Regions from separate parts of the Mus musculus genome. Here all the other regions are linked to region 3. A link is a loop called in an ENCODE intact Hi-C map of the cell type or tissue named here. Cell type or tissue: left cerebral cortex. All regions are shown on one strand. Region 1 has its middle 21 kb from the start of Gramd1c. Region 2 overlaps 4932412D23Rik (RIKEN cDNA 4932412D23 gene). Region 3 has its middle 110 kb from the start of Mir6540. Region 4 overlaps Gap43 (growth associated protein 43).

Region 1 (2,500 bases), 1.9 Mb before region 3:
ACTCTGGTCCTTGCTTATCATCTCCTTTCTCTTTGCTACTGTCTTACTCTTTCAGTAATTCTTGTTTCAATTCCAAGCCTCTGCTTTTCTTACTCTGTGGTCTTAACTTGTTCCTCTAGTCAGTCACCTGCTCTTACACTTAACATTATAACCACAACCTGCTACCACCCCAGCCCTGAGCGCCTTTTCTTCTTCTAATTGGTGGCTTCTATTACCATCCATCCTTCAAGCCTAAGTAGATGTTAACACTGTTCACCCGAACACTTTTCAGTATCCTTACCACTATTTTCCTTAAATGATAATTTTTAGAGGTGTGTGTGTGTGTGTGTGTGTGTGTGTGTGTGTGTGAACGTGAATGCAAGGTTGTGCACTTAAGTGTAGTACTGGTGGAAGCTTGAGTTCCAGGAGACTGTGAGTTGCCTGATGAGGGTTCTGGGAAATGAACGCTGGTCCTCTGCATGGACAGAAAGCACACTGAACACTGAACCCCTGAACCACCTCTCCAAACCCCTCGTATTTTTACTCTAAGGTGCCAATGCTAGAAACCAGGCTGTGCCTCTCCACGGGGCTCTATCTAGTTCTGTTTGTTCTAGTACTTAATTGTGTTTGCGTAGTGAGTTTTATTGGTATAAAAGAGAAACAAAATTTTATCAGATGTTTTGTTTGTTTTGCTTTTTTCTTTTTTTCCCCCTTTTCCCTCGTGAGACAGAGTCTCCCTGTTGCCCAAGTCTGGTCTTGAACTTGAGTGTGGTCAGGCTGATCCCCAAGTCACAGTTTTCCTGCCTCCCTACTTCTTATCGCCTGCCTGTTCTATTAGATTTTATTGTACGTTTTTTAAAAAGATTTATTTATTTATTATATGTAAGTACACTGTAGCTGTCCTCAGACACTCCAGAAGAGAGAGTCAGATCTTGTTATGGATGGTTGTGAGCCACCATGTGGTTGCTGGGATTTGAACTCCTGACCTTCGGAAGAGCAGTCGAGTGCTCTTACCCACTGAGCCATCTCATCAGCCCTTTATTGTACATTTTAATGAGGTCTAGTACATTCATATTAGAGAACAACCATCCTATCTGCAGAACACTATCTTCTTCTGCCCAAACTGAAATTCTAGGCCCATCAAAGAATAACAAACCCTCTGCTTTTCAAGGCTCATCACTGATCCCAGGGTGGTTAACGCCCTGGCTCACAAATTAGCCTTTAAGGACTTCGCCAAAGGCAATAGTCATTAATTGCCGCCAGAGGACGCAAAGCGCTCGGCCTGATCTGGAGGTGGGGAGTCCGAGGGCCGCAGCCAGGACCGCGCGTCGGGCACGCGCCTGTCCGGCCCTCTCCCACCCGGGAGCTCTCAGGGACGCGCGTGCGGGGTGTCGCGGGAGGGTGCGGCGATGGAGGGCGCTCTCACGGCGCGCCAGGTAAGCAGCCTCGAGGGGCTGGCTCCCGAGAGGTGGCTTCGCCTGCAGTTTCCTCTGCACGGTTGTTTGAACCCGCTCCGATTATGATAATTAATTCCTCCCTTCCCTTTCCTCTGTACTCTTTGGCGTAATTCGAAAAGTTGTTACCAAGGAAACGGTTTCCTGTGTCTCCCGCGAGCCTGTTCCTGGCTAGGCGACGGAGTGTTAAGTGCTTGAATTTGGTCCCTGAGTTCAGATATCTCAGCCCCAGACCCCAGTGAGTCTGGTTCCATTGTGATTTTTGACTTGGTATTCCTCTTGCCAGCCTTTCCGTCGTTGGTTAGCAGGGCTCACAAAGTTTAAGTCTCAATCAAGTTTTTGGTTTCAACTAGTTTTGTCGTTTGTTTATTATTATCCTATCTGACAAATGGGTAAGTTGGTTATTAGCTTTAGGGTGAAAGCCTTTCATTGCGGGCTTACTCGTGTTTCTCAACAGTTATCCTCACTGTATTACAGTGCTTGTGTGTAGATATTTTTCTTTCAGAGAAGTATTTTAGTGTAGTGAAGGGTATAGTTCAAAAAAACTGTTGGAGGAATAAATGAATGAATGCATTATTTCAATTGACTGACAAACCATTACTATGAGATAGGATACTGGTGAACTCTGTACAACAACTGTCAGGCAGGGTTGGACCTAACAGCCAAAGTAAGGAGTGTGTGTGTGTGTGTGTGTGTGGGGGGGTATCCCTTCTGTGGAATACAGCTAACATAGAACTGATAGTGCCATGCTCAAACCGTAAGAGTGTGAAATGATATGTCTATTGCTGACATAATTGAGGTCTCTGGGGGAGAGCAGGGAAGGCCTTCCCAGAGCAAGGTGAAGAGCCTCCTGGGGCTGGTAGATCAGGTTAGCCTGGCTGGTCAACAGGCCAAGGAGCCCAGGGTTCTGCTTGTCTTCACTGTCCCAAAGCTGAGATAACAAACATGCCAGGATGCTGAGCCTCTGTGTGTGTGTGTGTGTGTGTGTGTGTGTGTGTGTGTGTGTGTTGGGGAGGATCTGGGGGTGAATTCTGGTCCTCATGCTTGATGTCTTACCTACTATGCTA
Region 2 (2,500 bases), 590 kb before region 3:
CATGCAGGTGTGTGTGTGTGTGTGTGTGTGTGTGTGTGTGTGTGTGTGTGTGGTTTGTTTTTTGTCTTAAGTCAGTTTTCTTACATTCAACATTACACCTGTGTGTAACATGACTAGGGTTTTTTTTTCCTGTACTTTTTAATTTTTATTTATTTATTTATTTATTTATTTATTTTATTTATTTATTTTGGTTTTTCAAGACAGGGTTTCTCTGTATAGCCCTGGCTGTCCTGGAGCTCACTTTGTAGACCAGGCTGGCCTCGAACTCAGAAATCCGCCTGCCTCTGCCTCCTGAGTGCTGGGATTAAAGGCGTGCGCCACCACGCCTGGCCTAATTTTTATTTTTAAAAGTATTTTTTTGTCTATAACATGTATTTTAGTGCTTGGTGCCTATAAGCAAACCGAGTATGCTTCCAAGTTTAAATGATTCTAAGATTAAGGAATGACAGCACTTATTTGAATTTCTTGACATTGGCTCACGCCTTTAATCCCAGCACTTGGGAGGCAGCGGCAGGCAGATTTCTGAGTTAATCTCATCTCATTAATCCCAGCCTGGTCTACAAAGTGAGTTCCAGGACAGCCAAGGCTACACAGAGAAACCCTGTCTCGAGAACCAAAACAAAAAACAAAAACAAAACAAAACATAAAACAAAACAAAACAAAATTTCTTGACTTGAAACCCAAGCTGAATTTATGAGTTCAGAGAGAACCAATTGTTCATAGCCATAAACTATAGTGACGCCAGCTAGAGATTGCTTATGTATTGTTGAATACCCACTATGCATGAATCTTTGAAGGTATTCTGATAGTTATGAAGGCAAGTAAAGGAGGAGGAGGAGGAGGAGGAGGAGGAGGAGGAGGGGTGGCAGTGGCTCATATTCTCAAGGAGTCTATCAGTCTTATCGGGGAAACAGAGCACTAAACTCAAATGATTATTCCAGGCAAAATTAAGAATCTACAAAACAGAAACAGCTGAGAAGATGCAGGCGCATCGATAAAGCATGACCCATCTCCCAGAAACCTATAAAAGTCCCATTGAGATAAACTTTGAGCTTCCTCTAACCTTCCAGCTTCTAAGATTTCATTAAAATTCTCTGTACAAAAGTAGGATCTTTATTCCCACTGGCTAGCCATTAGAGTTTATGGCTGTTCAGCGTATCCAGCACTTAGTCAAGAGGGGGCAGCATTCATCCTTTTTCTGAAACGAGTAGAACTCTGGCTGCCTGTCTTTCTAGGAAAAGAATACTTTAATCAGATAGAATTTCAGAGCATGCATATATTTTATGCCCCTGTTTTAATTGTTTGTTTATAGAGATGGTAACTGATGTGTACAGCTATGTTACTGAGACCAACAAATGAGTCCTGTTTAAGTAAGTGGAGCTGTGTCAGTGCCCAGAGATCCCCTTTCTCTGCCTTTGTCCCTTTCCTGGGCGTGGCAGCCTTGCTCAGACTCAGATTGCAAAAGGGCGGTGGCTGAAATGAACAAAAGAATTCAGACTTCTACTTTTCCCCAAAGAAAAGGCCAGCCAAGGGGAAGCCCCGGGAAAAAAAGGACTGTGTGTCTCCCATTGTTCTAACTATCTGATGCTTTCTTTCTTTTTCTTTCTTCTGAATGTTTGTTTACCTTAAACCTGTATTTGTAAGCATTGTTATTATAATAAAGGTAACTAAATAATCCCACTGGGGATTAGTGGCTGCCTTCTGTTTTAGGGGTGGTCTCCTTATCAACCAAGTAACCCTTAGAGCCCTTAGAGTTAAAGCAATGCATAGTGCCTGGTAGTTCTTTTCCAGCAGAAGCAGGGGCAGGGGCGTGGTAGTGAAAACTGAGAGAGGTTTAGCTGAAGCTATCAGACCACGTGTCTCTCTGACCTCCAACTGCCAGACCTCCAGATAACCAACTCCCTTTTGTTAGTGAGCCACTTTGATTTTAATGAGAGACATATAACCCCTCCCATGTTTTACGTGATTGACTTTGAGAAAATCAATGTTGATGGCCAAAAACGCCAAATTAACATCAGAGTAGATTTCCTTATACTGTATACAGCCTTAAATAGCCCTCTGAATGACATTTTGTTTTTTATTTAAGGAGTAGACCTTAGCCAAATGTCCTTGAATGATAAAAGAGAGTTGGCCCTCCCCATAATTAGCTTTTGTAAATATCAAGTCAAGGGTCAGAGCAAAGGTCATCTGATTTCTTTCTTTTGTGTAGAACAAGGGGCTTTAGTGACCATGACTGATTTTAGATCCAGCAAAGAATGAGGTCATTGCTTTTTACACAGACTGCATTGGATGAATCACAGAAACCATGGCAGTAACGTGAATACCAAATAATAACTGATAATTTGCGTACCAGTTACAAATACGCCTAATCTTAGATCTAGTAAAATGCTTTACTCTGTCAAGGAAATGAGGCTGCGGGATCAGCTCCTGAAAGGATTGCCAGTGACCTCATGCAGCTGTGATGTGAAGCTACAAAGCACTTGTCACATGCCACAGCTGA
Region 3 (2,500 bases):
GGAAAAGGCACCTGTGTATTCTCACAACTTAAAGGCAAGGAAAATGCGGGCAGTTAATTTCTTAACTAACCTTACCTCATCATATAAAAGTTGAACACCGTTATTTTACTACCCGTCTTGTAAAAGCAGTGCGCACCTGGCTCAGAGCCGCCAACAAATGGCTATTACTCTGCCATCATTGTGGTCTTTCTCTCCATCCTATCCTGCTTTGGAAATTTATTGGAGGGATCAGAATCTCTGTGGGGCTCCAGACTCTCAAAGTGTGCTTGCTTAAGGCGTGGTGGTATGTGATACATGGTGTGGGGTGGGGTGTGTGTGTGTGTGTGTGTGTGTGTGTGTGTGGACTTGTGTGTCCAGCCACAGAGAATCCTCAGGTTGACAGAAGCGTTACCGCCATCTGCTGCTGAATTGAGCCTACTGCGATTTGCAGGAAACTGAACCCGCAGGGGAAGAATGTTAATCAATCCTTCCCCTACACGGAGCCTGTGGGCTACTTCTAATCTCGCCTGTCACCCAAAAGGCCAAGCAAGCTGCTGTTTGGATTCACAGTGACCTGGCTAACAAAGATGAAGGCTCCAGCTACTCCAGCTACCTGGGAAGGGGACTGAGGAGCTCAGGAATGTGACCCCCTTGCATCGCAGGCGGGGAAGAGCTGGGGCAGGGAAGCAAAGGGGACCTCGGTAGGCTGCTGGGCTCCTAGGGGCTCCCCCAGCTATGCTTCTTGATGCTCTGATCGTAACGGCACCACTGGCTCCTTTGTTTCGGGAAAAGATCTATCTGTATTGGCCTGAGGCAGACTTTACCCCTCCCGCTTGCATCAGGAATCCTTTGCTTCTTCGCCGCGCCCATCCGTGGACATCCAGGGAGCAGGCGGAAACCTTACGCGGCTGTCAGCAGCGGTGATGGGTGACGCCAAGAGAGCAGCCGCTGGCGCCCGCCCTCCAAGCACTTCCTGCCGCGCTGGATGGCGGTGCGGGCTCGCTGGCGCGCACCTCTGCCCCCTCGTGGCACGTGCAAGCATCGCGGCTTCGCAGACGCCACAGCCCACCCGCACCCGAGGCGGGGCGGGGACACTGGAGTGCTTTTCATAGGGACTTTTTTTTTTTTTTTTCCTTTCGTTTCCATTCAACTCCTGGCATCACAAAAAGGGTTTCCAGGTTCACTCAGTTACTTATTAATGGCAGAAGTGAGGGTGGGTGAGGGGGATAGAGCGAAGAAAGGAAAGAGACTAAAAACATGTTTGCGGCGAGGAAAGAGAGGATTAGGAAAAAATTGAACGATGTTAAGAAGGGAGAGAGGCAAGGTGACAGTGACGAGAGACTGGAGTGACAGCAGAGGTTGTGGGAAGAATACAAGGAGCAACAGTTTGGGGGGCGGGGGGAGGCTGCTTCCGCTCAAGAAAAGGAGGGCGTGACATCCGGGAGAGGTAAAAGCTCATTTTGATGAAGTGAACCCTGTGAACATTTCAATATGCCTCTCTCCTAGTTTACATCCCATTTTGGTTGACAGCTGCTGAAAATGAGTTTCCATCTTTCTGTCTTGTTTTAATATTCTCTTGTATCCCACATCTCTGAGATCATTAGAGGCAGAAAACAATTATGTCATCCATCCCTGTGCCTGATAGAATCCTCAGGCACATGCTGGCTTATTAACTCCAGTCTTTCCCTGCCACCATCAGCCGCATCTTTTTGTTCTTCTTCTGATTCATGCACAGTCACACGCAATCTCTCCCCCTCACGGCTGATCTCTATGGACTCACGGACCCTTAGGGAAATACAAGTGTAGCTGCAAAGAATCCAATTGCATGTGACAAATACTTTTCCAGGGCTTCTGCCACCTATTCGTCAACAACAACAACAACAACAAAAAGTAAAGCTAACCTGTAAAAGCCACAGGGAGTCACAAACAGTGCTTCTTTGGAGTCACATCTGTAGCCCTTGACTCCTCCCTTTTGTCTTCTTCGACACAACAAAAGGAAAGAGATTTTGCTGGTTCTGTGTTGGCCTGATCTCCATGCAAGCTGTAAAAAAGGTTGAAAGGAATTTTCTAGACACCAGCCTTAGTCACTACTATTTTGCCAACACTGTTGAATTTGATTCCAAAATTGGAGAGGGAGGTCACATTTCAAAAGCCTGGACAGGATGATAAAAACTGTTTTGGCAGAAGATTAATCGTTGCAGATGGGTGTGGGCAGTGGTGCCCAAACTCATTTACCATAACAAATGGTTTCATGAAAATGTTTTGGTCAATACAGCTTATTTTACCACATTGTGGGCTGGTTGTAGGGGTGGAATGGGCATCTCCTGATTCAGTGTTATCAAGATTCTTTCAGAGGCTCCTCTCAGGAAGGGAGCCTCCTTCTGGACAGTGCCAAGGATACCTGAAGATAGAAATTCAGCTTGGACACAAGCCATTTTCCATTACAGCCAATGGACTGTGTTGCAGAAAAGCACCTTAAATGGGGGAAAATACTTTGGGAATCTGAAACCAACCAACCAAC
Region 4 (2,500 bases), 86 kb before region 3:
TTAGATTTCAATCTTCTTAGGAAACTTAGATGTCACTTTGACCGAGGCATAGCGGGTCTCACAGAGTCCTTTCATCTCCTGGAATGGTCTGTAACATGTTTTACTGTGTGTCAATATGGATGAGAGTTTGGTCTTTCATCAGCTATTCAGCTGGGACCAGTTTTCAAAACTGTTCAGCCCACTGTACTCGAACAATCCCCAGGACGGGCTGTGCGTGTGTGTATTCTAATGAAAAGTGACGTGTCTTGTAGGATCACCTTGAACAGTCACATAATGAGTTAGGCTCATCGTGGAGGAGACAAGGTAACCCAAGGAGCTCGTTTCATTGTCATACAGATAACTTTCCTTTGCTAGCAGGTGTGACTTACGCAAGAGCTCTAGGCGTTGTAAAGAATACTGGTATATAAAAGTAAAAAGAAAAATGCTGTTGTTCAGTGTACAATCTGGAAGCAATGTAAGGCCTTTAAAAAGGAGCAAGCAAGCAAACAACAAGCAAACAAAACGAACTCCTGGCCCCAGAGCTATGTGAAAGTATGTGTTTGACTGGAAACACAGTCTAATTGCAGAGAGTAAGTTCAGATGTCACCAGGGTGGCAGGTATCTGAATGAAGGAAGTGAACTTAATTAGGCAACATTGCTATAGCACCAGGGAGGGGAAGGTGACTGTGTTAGACCTTAAAATGTTCAGACCTGAAGTGATTGGGGCTTTAAACTAAACAATGGCAGATGCTTTTGCTACATTAAAATAGTATGACAACTGATGTCATAGTATTTTATGGATTCAAAGGTCTTAGATATAAGATAAGACCTTATCCTATAGAGATAAGGCCACTGCAAAGCATTACCTGCTCTCGAAATCCATTTCACAATGTAACATTAATTTTAGTTCATCCACTCCCATGACTTCATGACTTTGGTAAACAATATTTCTAGACTTAGATTTTGGTTACCTTTAAAAGGACTTAAAAATACAATTAACTTCAGAAAGGCTTCAAAGTAGGACCTTGCCACAGCAAATCGTTCCTGAACCAATTGTGTGCTTTGCTTTGGATTCGTGGCTGGTCCGCAGACCTCAAGGTCGGGAACAGTATTACTCTGTTGCCCTCTGCTGGGGAAAAATGGGAAGTTCACCAAGAAACAATGGCGCCCAGGCCTTTTCAACGCAAGGAATTTGGGTGACACTGAAGTCCAAAGCAGCCTTCAGGCACATTCATTTAATGCTGATCACAGGCCTCCCAGTCAGGTACACTTCGGCATTATGTCTGTATTCCTTAAGTAAAAGGAGTAATTGGATTTTTTTCTGCAAGAGTGTAAAGCTAAATTTTAAAAGTAGTTCAGAAAAATAGTCCGGCTTTTTCCTTGGCTTGAGCGCTGGGGGCTCCTTTCCAGAGCACCGTGTGTGCTTCATCGTGGGTGGTGAACATCTTGCCACCAGAATAAACTAGGGTGGGGCTCCGAAGTCATTTCTAAGCTCTGTTCGATTTATTATTATTATTTTTAATGGCGAGGAAATGTGCATTGATACTCATGACTGATTTCTCTTGTCTCAAATTATCGAGTTAATGCCTTGGTGTTAAATTAGATTGAGAGTGTTCTCTTTGGTGTTCCTTTGGTTTTCTGCTCAGCTGACTTTTTTTCTCCTGCTAGAGGTGAAAGATTCTCTGTAATTAAGAAAGGGGTGGGGCGGGTGCTAAGAGATAAAGAGAGAGATGAGCTGTGAATTGTCACGTGTGCAAATTGATGACAAACTTCTCAAAGAAAACGATGGGAGCCAAGTGAGGTAAGAAAAAGGGACATTACATTCTAATGGTCCTTTTTTATTATTATTTTAAAGGATCAATAATATGTACATGATGCTCTGCCTGCGGTTTCCATAACAACCCGCCTCATTGAAAGACGGCAGGCTCCGCAAATCTCCAATTATCAGCCTTCCAGGGCTTATTAATGGAGCCGAGGATCCCAGTGAAGCAGGCAGCTCATTGTTGGCACGTGCCTGGTGGGCTGGCAAGAGGGTGGGAGCAGAGTGAAGTGGAACTGTGTAGCGAGCCAGCAGCCATTTGTCCCCTGTCGCTTCTGGGGGGTGGGGGGAGATGCAGCCACTCAAGAGACCTGAGCACATCTTCTGAAGCCTCCTGGGGCTGTACTGATGTGGCAGGCAGCTGAGGGCGGAGGGTGTAGACTGCCCTTTCAGCTACATACCAACCGTCATCCTCCTGTAGTAAATCTACAAGAATATAGTACTTGCTCCATTTGTCTATTGAAGTCCCATAATTTATTGAGGATTCTTCACAATAACAATTGTGACTCTGTTCCCAATGCTATCTATCCCAAGTCTTAATTAAAATGTGAAAACAACCTAATTCGTATCTGATCACTTCGAATTTGTCAGTCCTTGGTCTGACAATCATCTATTAGGTCCTTACGAAAAGTCATTGGAAGAGCAAAGGACTTAGTAGAGAATACCGTTAATCTTAGCACTCCAGAAATAGAGGTGAGTGGA

What was found. A loop is a pair of places that touch in the nucleus more often than their neighbours do. Peaks named below come from ENCODE experiments on the same cell type or tissue, not always from the same donor. Only the 100,000 strongest peaks of a DNase experiment are listed, where the experiment ranks them.
Region 1: it touches region 3 in a loop (3-fold over the local background); 3 of 42 quality-filtered maps call a loop at or near these places.
Region 2: it touches region 3 in a loop (8-fold over the local background); 14 of 42 quality-filtered maps call a loop at or near these places.
Region 4: it touches region 3 in a loop (8-fold over the local background); 5 of 42 quality-filtered maps call a loop at or near these places.

Annotation. Positions count from the first base shown.
Region 1 is chr16:44,062,187-44,064,686 of GRCm38, reverse strand. It overlaps a transcript of Gramd1c not described here. Among named protein-coding and RNA genes, the nearest start is that of Gramd1c, 21 kb to the right of the region's middle. In left cerebral cortex, a CTCF peak has its summit at 1,239; DNase peaks (open chromatin) are centred at 1,346 and 1,498; H3K4me3 peaks cover 895 bases; H3K27ac peaks cover 668 bases.
Region 2 is chr16:42,781,291-42,783,790 of GRCm38, reverse strand. The region is part of intron 1 of 4932412D23Rik (RIKEN cDNA 4932412D23 gene); the gene reads left to right. Among named protein-coding and RNA genes, the nearest start is that of 4932412D23Rik, 93 kb to the left of the region's middle. In left cerebral cortex, a CTCF peak has its summit at 1,168; a DNase peak (open chromatin) is centred at 1,192.
Region 3 is chr16:42,188,785-42,191,284 of GRCm38, reverse strand. No RefSeq gene overlaps it. Among named protein-coding and RNA genes, the nearest start is that of Mir6540, 110 kb to the left of the region's middle. In left cerebral cortex, CTCF peaks have their summits at 416 (motif pointing left) and 1,011 (motif pointing left); DNase peaks (open chromatin) are centred at 406, 932, 1,668 and 2,128; H3K4me3 peaks cover 1,481 bases; H3K27ac peaks cover 1,364 bases.
Region 4 is chr16:42,275,250-42,277,749 of GRCm38, reverse strand. The region is part of intron 2 of Gap43 (growth associated protein 43); the gene reads left to right. Among named protein-coding and RNA genes, the nearest start is that of Mir6540, 27 kb to the left of the region's middle. In left cerebral cortex, a CTCF peak has its summit at 1,115 (motif pointing left); DNase peaks (open chromatin) are centred at 1,113, 1,634 and 1,933; H3K4me3 peaks cover 748 bases.